2 separate regions of the Homo sapiens genome follow, and region 1 is linked to region 2. Evidence: read pairs that join two places in POLR2A ChIA-PET (ENCODE). Cell type or tissue: Panc1. All regions are shown on one strand.

Evidence for each region. ChIA-PET counts read pairs that join two places held together with the same protein. Peaks named below come from ENCODE experiments on the same cell type or tissue, not always from the same donor. Only the 100,000 strongest peaks of a DNase experiment are listed, where the experiment ranks them.
Region 1: POLR2A ChIA-PET joins it to region 2 with 11 read pairs; 5 of 35 experiments call an interaction of 5 or more read pairs at or near these places.

What each region holds. Positions count from the first base shown.
Region 1 is chr1:1,552,800-1,560,799 of GRCh38, reverse strand. All of the region lies in intron 2 of SSU72 (SSU72 homolog, RNA polymerase II CTD phosphatase), which reads left to right. Among named protein-coding and RNA genes, the nearest start is that of TMEM240, 16 kb to the right of the region's middle. In Panc1, no CTCF peak of the experiment used is centred here; no DNase peak of the experiment used is centred here.
Region 2 is chr1:1,429,398-1,437,397 of GRCh38, reverse strand. TMEM278 (transmembrane protein 278) reads right to left here. Exons shown (of 2, transcript NM_001146685.2): 2 at 7,143-8,000. VWA1 (von Willebrand factor A domain containing 1) reads right to left here and starts at 1,708. Exons shown (of 3, transcript NM_022834.5): 1 at 1,577-1,708; 2 at 1-471. The coding sequence starts at 1,649. It overlaps LOC107985729, which reads right to left and starts at 4,165. Exons shown (of 4, transcript XM_017003066.2): 1 at 4,110-4,165; 2 at 3,327-3,435; 3 at 2,996-3,202; 4 at 1,849-2,862. The coding sequence starts at 4,165. The coding sequence ends at 2,248. It overlaps LINC01770 (long intergenic non-protein coding RNA 1770), which reads left to right and starts at 2,825. Exons shown (of 2, transcript NR_125996.1): 1 at 2,825-3,210; 2 at 6,736-7,241. RefSeq lists silencers at 1,591-1,780, 1,539-1,908, 2,655-2,949 and enhancers at 2,735-2,794, 2,054-2,797, 4,286-5,029. In Panc1, a CTCF peak has its summit at 6,760; no DNase peak of the experiment used is centred here; H3K4me3 peaks cover 5,939 bases; H3K27ac peaks cover 7,358 bases.

The DNA.
Region 1 (8,000 bases), 120 kb before region 2:
ATCCAGGTTTGTCTCGAACTCCTGGCCTCAAGTGATCCTCACATGTTGGCCTTCCAGAGTACTTGGATTAGAGGCGTGAGCCACTATTCTCAGCTTTCATTTCTTAAATACAAAATCTCCTTGACTTTCTGTGAGGTTGCCTGCTGGTAACCCCATGCTAAAGTGAAAAAATCCTGCATTGAGCCATAATAAGTTAGAGACTGTATTTGGCTCTAGATGGCTGATTTTGGTCTTTTCCCCCACAAGCCAGAAGTGAGCCTGAGGGGTTGAGGGACTTGCTGCCTGTGCCTCTGAAACCTCCCTTGGGGATTGTCAGGGTACGAGTCTAGGTTTGCAGCACTGGGATGCGAGCCTTCGGTAAAGTTAGACGAGCCACGCCTGCAGTTCCAGCCTGGGGAGACCGAGGCAGGAGGCTCAGTTGAGCCCAGGAGCCGGAGGCCAGCCTGGGCAGCATAGCAAGCCTCTATCTCTACAAAAAACACACAGATGTGGTGGGTGTGGTGGCACAGCTACTCGGGAAGCTGAGGCAGGAGGCTTCACTGAGCTGTGATTGCGCCATTGTGCTCCAGCCTGAGGAAGAGAACAAGACTCTTGTTAAAAAAGTTTCATCCACATTTTCTTTTGGGAATTAATAGTATACATACATGGGGCTGGATGCAGTGGCTCACACCTGTAATCCCAATACTGGGAGACCGAGGCAGGTGGATCACCCGAGTTGAGTTTGAGACCAACCTGGCCAACAGGGTAAAACCCTGTCTCTACTAAAAGTACAAAACGCTAGGCATGGTGGCACATGCCTGTAATCCCAGCACTTTGGGAGGCCGAGGTGGGCGGATCACCCAAGGTCGAGAGTTTGGGAGCAGCCTGACCAAAATGGAGAAACCCCCGTCTCTACTAAAAATAAAAAATTAGCCGGCCATCGTGGTGCATGCCTGATCCTAGCTACTCATGAGGCTGAGGCAGGAGAATCACTTGAACCTGGGAGATGGAGGTTGCCGTGAGCCGAAGTTGCACCATTGCACTCCAGCCTGGGCAACCAGAATGAAACTGTCTCCAAAAATAAAATACAAAAAGTAGCTGGGTGTGGTGGCGTGTGCCTGTAATCCCAGCTGCTCAGGTGGCTGAGGCGGGAGGGTCACTTGAACCCAGGAGGCAGAGGCTGCAGCGAGCTGAGATTGTGCTGTTGGACTCCAGCCAGGGTAGTAATAATAGTAGTAGTGTATATACCTGGACCAGGGACGGGGATCTAAGCTCCCCTGACCTTTGTAGACAAATGGGAACTCTACTGTGTAGGTTCTTTCCTTGGGTGGACTGACCGTTTTATCAAGAATTGTTTTTATTGAGATAAAATGTACAAATCATGCACTTCCCTGAGTCGCGTGTCCAGTTCTGTGGGTTTCAGGACATTCATGGAGTTGCAGCCGTCACCACAATTGGTTTTGAGACGCTTTTCGTCTCCCAAGGCCGTTTGCTGCTGCCCATTCTCCTCCCAGTGCCTGTAGCAGCTTCCCGTGCTACAGGTCCGCCCGTTCCACACCGTCCAGTTTAGCTGCTTCCCGTGCTACAGGTCTGCTCATTCCACACTGTCCAGTTCATATGCAGCCTTTTGTTCTTTCGCTGAGCATGCGTGGAACTATTTCTAAGTCCCAGGTTTCTTTGCCATGACTTTTCCTCGCTCAGCCTCAGTGGCACGTGGAGTAGAGCAGCTTTGCGCTGGGTGTCCTGCCGAGGGGCTTGAGCCTGGCTCCCAGGGTCACGTGCAGAGGCTTCTCTATTTTTTTTCATTTTACACTGAAGCCACTTTCCATAGTTGAGCTTTCTTGCAGGATTTTTTCATTTTTGATTGAAAGGAGTCTGGTTAAGCCATCCCAAGCTTGCTTGGAGTGCCTTTGGGGAGAAGACAAGTGACTTCTGTTTCTAAGTTAGTGAATGGCCAGTCTGACCTAGTGAAGTGTCACTCAGCCCAGTGAGGGGGTCCAGGCAACAGCCGCTGGCCCAGAGGGTAGAGGAGGAGGGAGAGGCCGTTGTGAAAGGAGGGCTGGGGTGGCAGACACCGGCCTGGACAGTTCCCCCGCTCCAGGGAAGCCCATTCAGCCACATGAGAAGGTGTGTGGGAGTCTCACAGGATCCTACAGAAAGTTCATCCTGTGTACATGTAAGTTAGTGAAGGTTTACCAGCTTTTTGTGTTATGAACTGCAAAACCACTTGTCTTCAAAAGCAAGTAAACGTGTAGCTCTAAATGTTAATGTGACTGTTGTCCTGTGAAACGCAAGTGCATCTGACACTTTCCTGGGTCTCGTCTGGCCGTGCAGCTGGAGACCAAGCCTGTGTCTGGCATATACTGTTTGTACCTCTCTTGTGGATTTTTTTCTAATTACCTAATTTTTTCTAATGACGTTTGGGGTTTGGATTATTATTATTATTTGGTTTTGAGACAGGGCGTCTCTCTGTCGTGTGGGCTGCAATGCAGTGGTGCTGTCACAGCTCACTGCAGCCTGGGCATCCCAGACTCAGGTGGGTGATCCTGCCACGTCACCCTCCCCAGTAGCTGGGACCAGAGGCCTATGCCATGCCCAGCTTTTTTTTTTTTTTTTAATTGAGACAGAGTCTCACTCTGTTGCCCAGGCTGGAGTGCAATGGCACGATCTTGGCTCACTGCAACCTCCGACCCTGGGTTCAAGCGATTTTCCTGCCTCAGCCTCCCGAGTAGCTGGGATTTCAGGCATGTGCCACCACGCCTGGCTAATTTTTGTACTTTTAGTAGAGATGGGGTTTCACCATGTTGGCCAGGCTGGTCCTGACCTCATGTGATGAGCCCGCCTTGGCCTCCCAAAGCTCTGGGATTATAGGGGTTGCCACTGCACCTGGCCTGTGTTTTAAATTGCACATTTGTTCATGTCCGTCCTCTGAATTCATTGTCTTTTAGGTTAACTTCTGTGTGTGGCCACTTCCCTGTGGACATTTCCTTGTCTCAGAGTAAAATGTGGTAGACTTCTTTTTTGAGATGGAGTCTCAGTCTGTCACCCCTGCTGGAGTGCAATGGCGTGATCTCGGCTCACTGCAATCTTTGCCTCCCGGGTTCAAGCGATTCTCCTGCCTCAGCATCCTGAGTAGCTGGGATTACAGGTGCGGCGTACCACCACGCCTGGCTAATTTTGGTATTTTTAGTAGAGATGGGGTTTCACCACGTTGGCCAGACATGTCTCAAAACACCTGACCTCCGGTGAACCACCTGTTTTGGCCTTCCAAAGTTTTGAGATTACAGGTGTGAGCCGCTGTGTCCGGCCCCATATATATATATATGCTAATTCAGATGAATAGTATAGTTCCCAAAAAGGAAATGCTGATATGAAGCTTTATTTATTTATTTATTTATTTACTTTTTTGAGACAGAGTCTTGTTCTGTCGCCCAGGCTGGAGTGCAGTGGTGCAATCTCGGCTCACTGCAACCTCCGCCTCCCAGGTTCAAACGATTCTCCTGCCTCAGCCTCCTGAGTAGCTGGGATTATAGGCATGCACTGCCACACCCGGCTAATTTTTGTATTTTTAGTAGAGACAGGATTTCACTATGTTGGCCAAGCTGGTCTTGAACTGCTGACCTCAAGTGATTCACCCGCCTCGGCCACCCAAAGTCCTGGGATTACAGGTGTGAGCCACTGCGTCCCGCCCAGCAGCTGTGTTTTAAAATAGTTTTGGGAAGGTATTTGTCAAACAAATGAATGTGTTCCTAAGCCAGACGCCGATTCCCAGAGAAACTCTGATCGTGGGTTTTAGAAAATCATTCATGCCTAAAATGTAAATTACGGCCTTAAGATATTTCAGGTAAGGCCAGAGATACTGGCCTGCTCTTCTCATCTGAGATGACAGAGGTAGAACGGAGCTGACTGGCTGAGGTAGTTGCTGGTGGTCATTTGAGGGTCTGGACAGAATGCAGCTGTGCTGACTGTGCCTTCGTCTTCAAGAGGTAGCCCAGGGTCAGGGCCCACAAGCCTGTGAGTTTTCACCTAGTCTGCAGCAGGTGAGATGCTTTTGCAAAGTAGTTTCACGGTGCCTGCAGTCGCAAGGCCATGGTGGACCCCCCCAGAGCTGGCCTGAGCCTTGTGTGGCTCTGTGTTGAGGCCACGGTTACAGTTGGGTGCCCAGCAGCTCCAGAGATGGCCATGAGACCTTTTCGAGGGGTTCCTGAGTTCTGTTTGTGCAGCCTCTGTGCTTTGCCAAAAAAGCATTCGCTATCAAAATGAAATTTTTTTTTTTTTGAGACAAGAGTTTTGCTCTTTTTGCCCAGGCTGGAGTGCAATGGCGTGGTCTTGGCTCACTGCAAGCTCCACTTCCTGGGTTCAAGCGATTCTCCTGCCTCAGCCCCCGCAAGTAGCTGGGATTACGGGCGCCCCCCACCACGTCCGGCTAATTTTTTGTATTTTTAGTAGACATGGGTTTCACCTTGTTCAAGTGATTCTCCTGCCTCAGCTTCCCAAGTAGCTGGGACTACAGGCACGCCGCCACCACGCCTGGCTAATTCTTTGTATTTTTAATAGAGATGGAGTTTCACCGTGTTAGCCAGGATGGTCTCCATCTCCTGACCTTGTGATCCACCCGCCTTGGCCTCCCAAAGTGCTGGGATTATAGGCGTGAGCCACCGTGCCTGGCCAAACTTTGTGTATTTTTTGTAGAGATGGGGTTTTGCCATGTTGGCCAGGCTGGTCTCAAACTCCTGGCCTCAAGTGATCCACCCGCATTGGCCTCCCATAGTGCTGGGATTACAGGAGTGAGCCACCATGCCCAGCCTCAAAGTGAATTTATTTTTTCGAGACGGTCTCGCTCTGACTTTGATGCTGGAGTTCAGTGGTAACATCATAGCTCCCTGTAGCCTTATGTCCCTGGGCTCAATCCTCCCACCTCAGCCTCCTGAGTAGCTGGGACTCCAGCCATGAGCCACCCCACCTGGCCTGATTTTTTTATTTTTAGTAGAAATGAGGTTTCGCCCTGTTGCCCAGGCTGGTCTTGGATTCCTGAACTCAAGCAGTCTGCCTGCCTTGGCCTCCCAGAGTGCTGGGATTACAGGTGTCAGCCACTGTGCCCGGCCCAGATGTATTTCTTGATACGTTGACATGGAAGTGGTAGCTGGCAAGCTTGTGGCATAGTGTGGTGAGTGGATCCCAGTCCATCCCGGGAGCCCAGAGCATCGTGCTGTGCACAGCCGTGTCGGTGTCACCTGCTCTTCTCACCGTGCCCTTCTGAGTACGGAGCTGCCGTCCACGCTTGTGGCACACTCGGCTGTTCTTGTCACCCACATGCACGACACTCCCTCCAGACATGCCTGCCACAGCCGCCACCTGGCCCCTGCAGCACTGGTTCCTCCTTTCTTGGCCGAGGTGCCACTGCCCAGGCTGTTGGCATCTGGGTCAGAGCCCTGGGCAGTCACTGTGCTGAGCTGCAGCTCTGTCCTCGCTGGAGCGAGGCTCCCAGGAGCTCCACCAGCGCCGCCGAGGCTGTCTCATCCCCGCCATGCACCAGGAGCACAGATACCGGAGCCTCCTGTGTCGGTGCTTTGAGTTTTGCCATGGAAACGGATTGACCCAGCTCTAACCTGACCTTTGAGACCTCTGACCTCCCCTCTGATGTGGGGAGTCTTCTGTGTGTGTGGCAGGGGCATGGCTGTCAGGCTCTGCAGTGTTCCTGTGTGTCCCGTCACTCAGTTACCGGGACAATCTGGCCAATAAGGTGATAGCTGGCCCCCCTCGTGGGTGTGTCTGTCAGGGCAGCAGCACTTAGCATGCTCTGGGATGAGTCATACGTGCAGGGAAGATGGTGTGGCCTTCCGGGGAAGGACCAAGGCTTCCACGGAGCATCAACACCTTCAGGAGACTTGACGTCAAGGAAGTCTCTGCTGCCAGCCACGGTTTGCAAAGGAGAGGCTGAGGGCCAGGAGCTGAGGTGGTCGGGGGTACGTGGGGCTGGCGCCGGCAGCAGGGAACCCAGGATGGTGCTGGGCTGCCCAGGGCTGTTGCTTTCGTGGCTCCAGTGCCTGTGGCCAGCGTGCTGCACCTGACATGGCTTTTTCCCAGGCCGTGGTGGGAGAGTGCGGTCCCTGGTGCCAGCCACACTGGCGTGGCAGTGCCTGTGGGTTCCCTTTCAAGTCCCTGGTGACTCATAGCAGGGTAGTGTGGTCCTGGCCTCTCGGTTCTCCTGTGGGATGGGCAGCTGCGCTCATTCTAACTCCCCGGGATGTTCTGGTCCCACTAAGGCCCCTAGGGAGTGAAAAGAGAAAACCTTGGTAAGGAAAACCGAGCTGTGTTTGGGGCGTTTCCTGGTATGTCCTGGCACCTTGGGGCCCTGGGTGGTTTATCCTGAGAGCAACCACATCAAATGGGTGTGGGTGGTCAGCGAGGGCTCGTGGGGACCCCCAAATGGGCCGGATCCGCCTCATGCTCAGCTTCGTGGGGACCCCCGAGTGGTCCGGATCCGCCTCATGCTCAGCTTCGTGGGGACCCCCGAGTGGTCCGGATCCGTCTCGTGCTCAGCTTCGTGGGGGCCCCCGAGTGGTCCGGGTCCGCCTCATGCTCAGCTTCGTGGGGACCCCTTAGTGGTCCGGATCCGCCTCGTGCTCAGCTTCGTGGGGACCCCTTAGTGGTCCGGATCCGCCTCGTGCTCAGCTTCACTTTTTGCTGATGGTGAATCTCACAACCGCTCCACTCCCTGGAGCTGCACTTCCTCCTCGTTTCTCTTTAGAGGCCCTGGCCACTGACACGTGGTCTCCGTGGCCACCTGACGTCCCCCGGACCTGCTGAGTTCTCACCACTGACGTAGTCTGGTGGTCCCCAGGAGGATCCCTGCTTGAGACAGTCCATAGTGACCACTGGCCTCCTCTGGATGAGGTCTTTATCCTCCGTTTTTTTCAGTAGACAGTTCAGCTGCATTGTCAAGAGAATGTCACACTGGTGACATCCTTCAGATGCGGCCTGCTCCAGTTCGTCTGTCAGCCTGGGTGCCTTTTTTTTTTTTTTTTTGAGACGGAGTCTCGCTCTGCCACCCAGGCTGGAGGTGCAGTGGCGTGGTCTCGGCTCACCGCAAGCTCTGCCTCCCGGGTTCACACCATTCTCCTGCCTTGGCCTCCCGAGTAGCTGGGACTACAGGCGCCTGCCACCATGCCCGGCTAATTTTTTTTTTTTTTTTTTTTTTGTATTTTTAGTAGAGACAGGGTTTCACCGTGTTAGCCAGGATGGTCTCGATCTCCTGACCTTATGATCTGCTGGCCTCAGCCTCCCAAAGTGCTGGGATTACAGGCATGAGCCGCTGCGCCTGGCCACGCCCACCTAGTTTTTTGTACTTTTACTAGAGACGGGTTTCACCATGTTAGCAAGGATGATCTCGATTTCCTAACCTCGTGATCTGCCTGCCTCAGCCTTAAAAGGTTGTATTCCGAAGCTGAATTTCCTGGCAAAACAACTACTGTATTATTATTTTTTTAAATAACTAAATAACTGGAATGTCCTGGGGTGGAGATAAGAAGTCCCTTATGTTCTGTCTGCTGAGGGGGCACAGAGGGGCCGAGCCGGAGACCCTTCTCGGCTGGCAGCAGTGCTGAGGGTGAGGCTGCGGTTACAGATCCAGGGTTTCTGTCCAAGTGAAGCCGGACACCATGGGGCCACAGTGCAGAGACCGGCTTTCCTCCAAGTGGAATGTTTCGGGTTTAGTCTGGTTTTGTGTTGCAGAATAATTCACAATTTAAGACCTTTTTCTTGAAAACTTTAAAAAGTAATTTTTTTTTTTTTTTTTTTTTGAGACAGTCTCATTCTGTCGCCCAGGCTGGAGTGCAATGGCGCAATCTCGGCTCACTGCAACCTCCGCCTCGTGGGTTCAATAGTTTCTCCTGCTTCAGCCTCCCAAGTAGCTGGGATTACAGGCATTAGCTACCATTTCTGGCTAATTTTTGTAGTTTTAGTAGAGATGGGGTTTTGCCATATTGGCCAGGCTGGTCTCAAACTCCTGACCTCAAGTG
Region 2 (8,000 bases):
CAGCGGCTGACAGCTCCAGGAAGTTGCCTCGGCCGGTGCTGACAATGAACACGGTGACGCCCAGGTCCTTGAGCTCCTGCATGGGGGGGCCCACAGGGTCGCTGGAGCCGCCATCTGTCACCCACACCAGCACTTTGGGCACCCCTGGCCGGGCACCTGATGCTTCAGCAAACAGCTGTTCCTTGGCATAGACCAGCGCCAGGCCAGTGTGGGTGTCACCCATGCGCTGGGCAGAAGCACGCACCGCATCCTGGGCAGCCTCACCCGAGCTGTGCTGGCCGAAGGGGAACTCGGTGTATGGCCGACTGCCCACGTGCACCAGACTGGCACGCAGGGCCCCGGTGCCCAGGGGCAGTGGAGCCACCAGCTGCCCCACAAACTCCCGAACCCGGGAGAACTCGTAGTGAGAGACGCTGGCTGAGCTGTCCAGCAGGAACATCAGGTCCCCTCGGGGGGCTGATGCTGGTGGACCTGGGGGAAAGGAGGAATGCTCAGCCTCAGGTGTGGGCCCCCCAGACAGCCCCACAGCAAGGCAGGGTCCCCCAGGGCCCCAGCTTTCCTTAAGTGGATGCTTGCCTTCTCCCAAAGGTCCTAGGTTGGGGGAAAGAGGAACTCTAAGCAAGAGGCCTGTACTTTTGGGGGTTTCACTGCACACTGGCCATGGGATCTAGGGCTCTCTCTGGGCTTGTGTTATCCCATCTGTGAGAGGGCGACTCTCCGCTCCAAGCCCCCACACCTTCCCATTCCTCACAGACCCTGCAAGCAGGTGGAGCCAAGAGTCCTGGCCTAGGCCCCCAGGACAGGCCTGAGCCGTGGGGCTGTTCCCTCCAGGCATGGCTTTCAGAGGAGCAGCCTGAGGCTGGAGTTCAGCCACGCAGCTCAGCCTGCAGGTGAGGCACCCTGGGCATGCACACAGCAGCAGGGGAAGGTGTCGGAGGCACAGCAATGACCACGCCGGATGGCCTGGCTGGAGCCCAGACCCCGCTTACTAGATGGTGGCCCCTCCCCTGGCCTCCATCCTCCAGCCCACCTGGACTCACACAACAAGATATAACCCCCAGCAGCCTGAAAGCCGGAACAGCCCCTCGCAGGCTTCCCCCTTCCTCCGGGCACCTCCGGGGTGGAGGCTGATGCCCCCTACACCGCCCCTCCCCACCAAGCCAGGGCACCAGCGTGCCTCAATTCTAGTCCCGGCCTTGCGGTTTTCCCCAGTGCGGTGGGGCGACTCCAACTTCCCTACCATCCCTCCACTAAGGGCCCTCGCAAGGGTAGGGAAACTGAGGCAGGGGTGCCCCCTTGACAGACATCTCCCTCTTCCTGTCCAGGCCCGCGATCCCGCAGAGATGCGGGCCGGGACGGCCCCTATGCCCCGGCGCTCACGGACGGTGTCGCCTGGAGCACCTGGGCCGCCAGCCTCAGGTGAGCAGGACGCTCCGCCCGCGCCCCCGCCCGGCTCCCGCAGCCTCCCAGCCCGCCCGCCCGTCCGGAGCAGGGGACAGCGACGGCCTTGCGCGGGCAGCGGCGCAGAGCGGTCACCAGAAGCCCCAGCCCCGGCCCGGCCGCCCGCCGCACTCACCGCGCTCCGCGCCGCTCCGCGCCAGCGCCAGCCGCAAGCTCAGGGCCAGGCCGAGCGCCGTCCAGGGGAGCATCGCGCGCGAGGGACGGGGCGCGCTCGGCAACTCGCTCGCTCGCTCGCTCGCTCGGGGCTGCAGGGCGCGTCACCGCGCGGACCAGGCCGGCCCCGCCCCCGGGAGGCCCCTCCCCGAGCGGCCACACCCACGCCGAGGCCACGCCCACGCCCTCCGGCGCGAGCGGAGGGCCACGCGCACAGACCCCGGAGAGGCGCGCACGAGCGGACCCCGACACGCAGGGACACGCAGCACCAGCCGAGATACGACCGAGGCACGCACGCGCAGGCACGCACACACACACACTCCAGTCTCCCTCTCCCGGCCGAGGCTGTGCGGCCCACGCTCTCCACCCCTCTCCGACCCCCAGCCGCGGGAGCCGAGCAGGGAGGTACCAGGCTAGGCCCTCCCCATGCCCACCACTGCCGTGACTCTGGGTGCTGGGGTCCCAGCAGCCAGGCCCAAGAGAACCCCAGGGGCTGGCGGTGGCACCAAAAAAACACGTCCAGACCGTGGTTTCGCCTTGGCCTCCGCGCTGGAGGCGGATAGGTGTCTGGAGTAACAGGACATGTATCCCAGGGACTGACCAGCAGGGATGGGAAGGACCATGGGGTGGAACTTACAAGGACACAGTGGCTTGAAAGGGGACAGAAGACAGGAATTCGAGAGAGACTCGAAGCACCCACGCCACCTGGGCTTCTTGGAGGAAGAGGCATGGGAGTGGGAGATGGTTGGTTGAGGCCCTGTCCAGTGGGACCACACTGGGCCTGTTACCCATATACCCTACCCAGTGAGGGGCCCAGACTCCAGGACCCAGGACACACCCCCAGCAGGACTGGAGGGTCCCACTGGTGAGACAGGAGCTCTTGAGTCTTGGGGTCTTGGTGAGGCCCAGACGAGAGGTGGCTGGTTGCAGGGGGCGTCCTGAGGGACAGTGGCTCCCAGGGCAGATTTCCCCTGCTTGGGTGGGGCTGGGCCAGCAGTGTCCCCTGGACAGGAGAACCCTACCCCGGCCCTCCCTCGGAGTAGCCATGGCCCTCTTCCAGGGCCTCCTCAGCTCAGAGCTGGGAGGTGGGGGACGTGGGGGGGTGTCTGCCAGGATGTCTCCTCCTTCCCCACCCTCTCCTGGAGGATGCGCCGCGGGAGAACGGATGGGGCTCCACAGGCTTCCTTCCTCCCTTTCAGGCAGGTGAGACACCGCGGGGCCGTGCGGACGGCCAGCACTCGACTTTGCCTAAAAAAGGAAGCAGCAGGCTGAGGCTGAGGAGCTGGCGGCAGGAACAAGGGAGAGCTGTGTCCCCGCCGGCGCCCCCCACCCCCCCTGCCGGGGATCTTGGCAGTGGAGGTGCTGGCTGCGCTCCACAGACCTCAGACCTCGGCTGGGACCAGAAATGCCTGGTGCTTCCGCCTGGGCCCGGTGGGGGGACTTTGGGTCCCCAGAGTGCAAGCTGTACCACTTCGAGGGGCCTCGCCAGGCCCCCCAGCCCCCAGTACACAGGGGCTGCCGTGGAGATGACGCTGAAGGCCGCAGCCGCTGGAGGACCTGGGGTCTGACCGGAAGCTGGCTGCAGACCCTGCGGAGGCACGTCCAGGTAGTCAGGCAGGGAGCTGGGCCGAGGGTCCCCCACCCTGGGGAGGCTCACAGCCAGTGGCCCGCTTGTCCCCCACCCTCGCCCAGCAGGCGGGCCACAGTCACACCTCAGCCAGCCTTGCAGGGCTGACGGGGAAGTTTCCCTCACTTCTGGAAAAAGTGAGCGGGTCTTCTTGGCTGTGACTCAGGCCCTCAAGGAAGCGGCCGCCCTCCTCCCTTCAGCTCGCCATCAGCGGGAGAAGGCACAGGAGGCCTGGCCTCCACCCAGCCTGGGCCGAGCTCAGCCACCTGCCTTGCTCCCGGCTCTGCCTGGAGTCCCTCCAGCTAGGAGACCCTCCCCATCAGCTCTCCCCGTGCCCCTCAGTCTTCAGGACTCATTCTTGTGTCCTGCCCTCCCCCCGCTGTCTCCACCCCGGAGGAGGGACGTGGACAGAGGGTCCCAGAGAGCATGGGGTCAGCCAGAGGTGCAGTGTCAGGGCCCGGGCCGGACTTGAGGCAGACACCGGAGGAAGCACAAATATAACAGCCGGAACCCTCCACTCTCCAGGGAGAAGGGCCCGGGGTAAGAGGCAGAGGCAAGGACGGGTCAGGCCAGATCACAGTGGGTGCTGGCCCCGAGCCCTCTGCCTCCTGCAGGCACAGCCCCTGTCTGATCCTGGTGGCCTGGGGCCCCATGGGGTGGGGAGCAGCCTGGTTTGGCTGCGGCCACCCCGCCCCCACGGTCTGGGCCTGGGCTGTGGGAGTCCCTGTGCCTCACTTCCCGGAGCCAGCCTGCCCTGCCGGTCTGTCTGCAGGCAGGTGGAGAGAGTTCCAGGAAGCTGGGGAGGCTGCTGTCACCCGGGCACCGCCCCTGCCCCCACCCGCCTTTGGGAATGCTCCCTCCTCCGCACAATCCAGGCTTCTGCAGAAGATGAAGGGCCTTTTGTCCCCAGCTGGCTGTGGTCATGTTTGACCCTGGGTAAAAGGGCAACTCCTGAGGCCTCTGACCCCACCCCTGACCCGAGCTGAGGGCAGGACGCCCAGGCCCGCACCCGGCGCCTTTTGTTGCTGTTTTCACGTATCTCACAAACGTACTCAAGCACACACAGGAGCAGATGGACGGGGCGGTGAGGGGCAGCAGTGGTGAGGGGCAGCGGCGGTGAGGGGCAGCGGCGGTGAGGGGCAGCGGTGCGGGCCTGAGGCACTGCTCTGGGGTGTGCCTGAGCCCACCCCACAACAGTAAGTGGGGCAGAGCAGGGGTCACCAAGAGAGCAGGGCCCACGCAGCTCCTAGACTCAACCTGCTCACTGGGGTCAAGGACAGGTCTTGGGGGCCTCGGGGGTCACTTTTCACTTCCCAGGAGCCCAGGCCTGCCCCTCTGGCCCCAGAGCTGACCCCCCTCAGTCCCCCGTGCCAGCAGCAGCTGGGGTGGCGGGTAGACACCTGGCGGGTAGCAGCCTGGGTAGGGGTGGGAGCTGCACCATCTGCGTCTGTCCATCCATCCCTCGTCTGTGTGCTGGGCACAGCCGCGCCCCAGCCTCAGTGCTGGGGACACACAGGCGCCGGGCCAGCACTGCCAGGCTAGGAGGGTGGGCGGTGAACAGCTAGGAAAGATACGGTCTACTTGTTTTCCCTGTGAGAACAGGGGGTCACTGGGGACTCGCACGCAAGGGGTACCCGAGGAAGAGCCTTCCAGGCAGAGAGAAGGAACCGCGAGTGCTGAGAGCAGGGTGGGGTGGGCAGGAGGGGCCTGCGCCAGGACTGCAGGGGCAGAGCAGGCTGGGGGCCTTCGGGAGGGGTGGCCGGGTGGAGGGTGTTGCCGGCCTCGACAGGGGCAGGAGGTTCGTCACAGCGAGGACAGAGCCCGGCCCGGTGGGAGCCGGAGAGCAGCAGGCCTGAATGACCCAGGGTTTCCTAATAGCAGGGCCCCTTCCTTGTGTGGGTCCCCTCACTTTGCCTCTCTGCTGGGACATCCTTCCCTGAAAGGGAGAGGAGGACCACATGCTGCCCCTTCCCCAGACACAGTCCAGACAGGCCCAGGCCACAGCCCTGGGCAGACGCAAAACTCCCAGGGGCCTGGACTGGGATAGGGAGGAGGCAGCAGGGAGGGACTGACCTATGTCCACACACCACAAGGGACTCCCAGAGGCGGGTGGGGCGGAGCTGGGAGCAGGGGCCTTAGCCCTCAGACCAGCCCACTCACCCTGGGGAGTTCCTGCCCCACAGCCTGCCCAGCTTACAGGCCTGGGGGCAGGGGCAGGCCAGCACAGGCCGGAGGGACAGAGGGAGCCACATCTGAGGGGTCCCCCAGCTGCTCACACCGTCTGAGGCTGTGCTTGCCAACAACTCTGCTCCCAGGAAATATTTTGCAAATCAGGAAATGACACCGGGCAAGGTGGGAAGCCCACTGCATCCAGTGGGGTGGGGCCCCTTACTGCCTCCCCTGCTCCGGCATGACGTGTGACAGGGACGCAGATGGGACACACACAGCCACACACACACACTCCGGGCTCCCATTTGGGCAGGGCAGGGGCCTCAGCCACCGGGAAAGAACGCCAAGCAGAGGTCCCCACAGCCACCCTGCAGCTCGGCTGCACCCAAGGAGTTCAGGCCCCTGGGCCAGTGGAGAGCTGTGGTAGAGACTGCAGGAAGAGGGAGGCTGCTCCTGGCCCTCAGGCTGGGGGAAGGGGCTCTGGGGGAAGGGGTGTAGAGGCACCCTCAGGGTGGGGGCGGGCCTGGGGACCCAGGGTCCTGAAGTGGAGGGGTTTCGGTCAGGGACACCATGCTGGGCAAAAGTTGGGAGAGATTCATGGGGTCCAGGTGGGGTCCTGCCCCTGCAGGGGCTAGAAGGGCTGGGCAAAGGCCAACTGTATACCTGGGGCCTTGAGGAGGGGAACCCTGGCTGGGGGCCCCACCTCCCCCTCATTTCATGCCCCCCTCCTGGCTTCCCAGATGGTGGCCGATAAGGGAGCTGCTTAGGATCCATGGAAGGGGCCAGGCAAGAACCCGGGGGAAGAACCCAGGGGCCTCAACGCAGGGCCCGTTCTGTCCTAGGGGGTGGGGCCCCTGCCTTCCAACGTGGGGCCTCTTCTGTCCTGGGGGTGGGGCCCCTGCCTTCCAACGGAGGGCCTCTTCTGTCCTAGGGGGTGAGGGGGTGAGGGGGTGAGGGGGTGGGGCCCCTGCCCCGGCACTCGGGCTCTGGCCTTCCTGAATCGCCCCTTCCTTGCTTCTCTTCCGCCGGCCAGGCCTCTGCTCTCCGGGGCTACGGCCTCCCACAGGCACGTTCCTACATCCCTCTGTGAACCGCCCACAGGCCCCCCCACAGGTGTTCCTCTGTGAGCTGGTCGGGCGGCCGGGGCCGGGGCCGGGCTTCGCTGCTCCGTGCCTTCCACCTCCCTGGCGGTGCGGGGCCTCAGGGTGGGCCTGGGAAGCTGGAAACACCTTTGGAAACAGCCGCCTGAGGCAGCTGTGGACAGAAGACCCTGCCCAGCAGCCAAGGGAGCTGGCCTCTCCGCTCAGCCTCCCCACCCCCACCAGGCCCAGCTGTTGTTTTCACGGCTCCGGGACCAGGCGGATCCTCAGCCAAGAGCTTCCCAGGAGAGCCCTCATCTTCAACCCCTAGTGGCGACCAGAGCCAGCCCGGGCAGGAGGGGAAGGAAGGCGGCCGCGGCCCCGGGGAAGCCATCCTGGCAGCTTGGCCACTGGCCCGGCTCCTGTCTGACCAGGAAAGGCATCAAAGCCGGACTCGGATGGAGGCTGGAAAACCCCGAGACTTCTGCTGGACTCGACCCAGCCACACACCAGGCTGTGCTCAAGGCCACGGAATGAGCCTTGACCCTGGCCCCAGACGGAGCCCAGACCTTGCTGGTCACAGGCTGAGCCCTGCTGGCAATATGATGTACTAGATCCCTTAAAAGGCCTTCCAGCAACAACCAACTTCTGGATGAATTACTATGAGCGTACATTTTTAATAGACTGTTGTGTTTCCAAGAAAGTAAATATCTCCGAGTCTCCCCCAAAATTAAACAGCAAAAATAAATAAGGCCAGGTGGGGTGGCTCATGCCTGTAATCCCAACACTTTAGGAGGCTGAGGCGAGAGGATTGCTTGTGCCTAGGAGTTCGAGACCAGCCTGGGCAACATGATGAGACCCCGTCTCTACAAAAAAATTTAAAATTAGCTGGGTGTGGTGGTGCACTCTAGTCACAGCTACTTGGGAGGCTGAGGCAGGAGGATCACTTGAGCCTGGGAGGGCGAGGCTGCAGAGAGCTAGGAGCTCACCACTGCACTCAGACTGGGCGGCAGAGCAAGACTCTGTCTCTAAGTAAACAAACAGACAGAGTAGTGTGGAGGCCTGGATGATGAAGGGAAGTGGTTGGGAAAGCAGATAACTCCCTGGACACACACAGGGACAGAGAGCCAGCCTGCGGCCAGGGAACAAGTATGTTTCTCTGCCTAGGGGCTGCTTAAACCAGGGGTCTCAAGGGTCACTGAGGGGGCCGAGGGTGGTCTCGCCTGGAAAAGGGGAATAGTCTCTGGAGGGAAGCATCCCCAAGTTGGACCTCAGAATTGTCTCCGATAACAGCTGACAATTAAACAACCAAACGTTCAGAGAAACACCATGCTACTGATGAGAATCGGCAGAAACACCAGTCACAGATTTAGACCCCCAAAGACTAGGACACTGGAATTATTTAGTACAGAATATAAAATAACTATATATGAAATATGTTTAAGAAGTGGAAACTGTAATCTAAAAAGCAAGCATGTATCAAGAGACCATAAAAAAAATCAGACAAATCT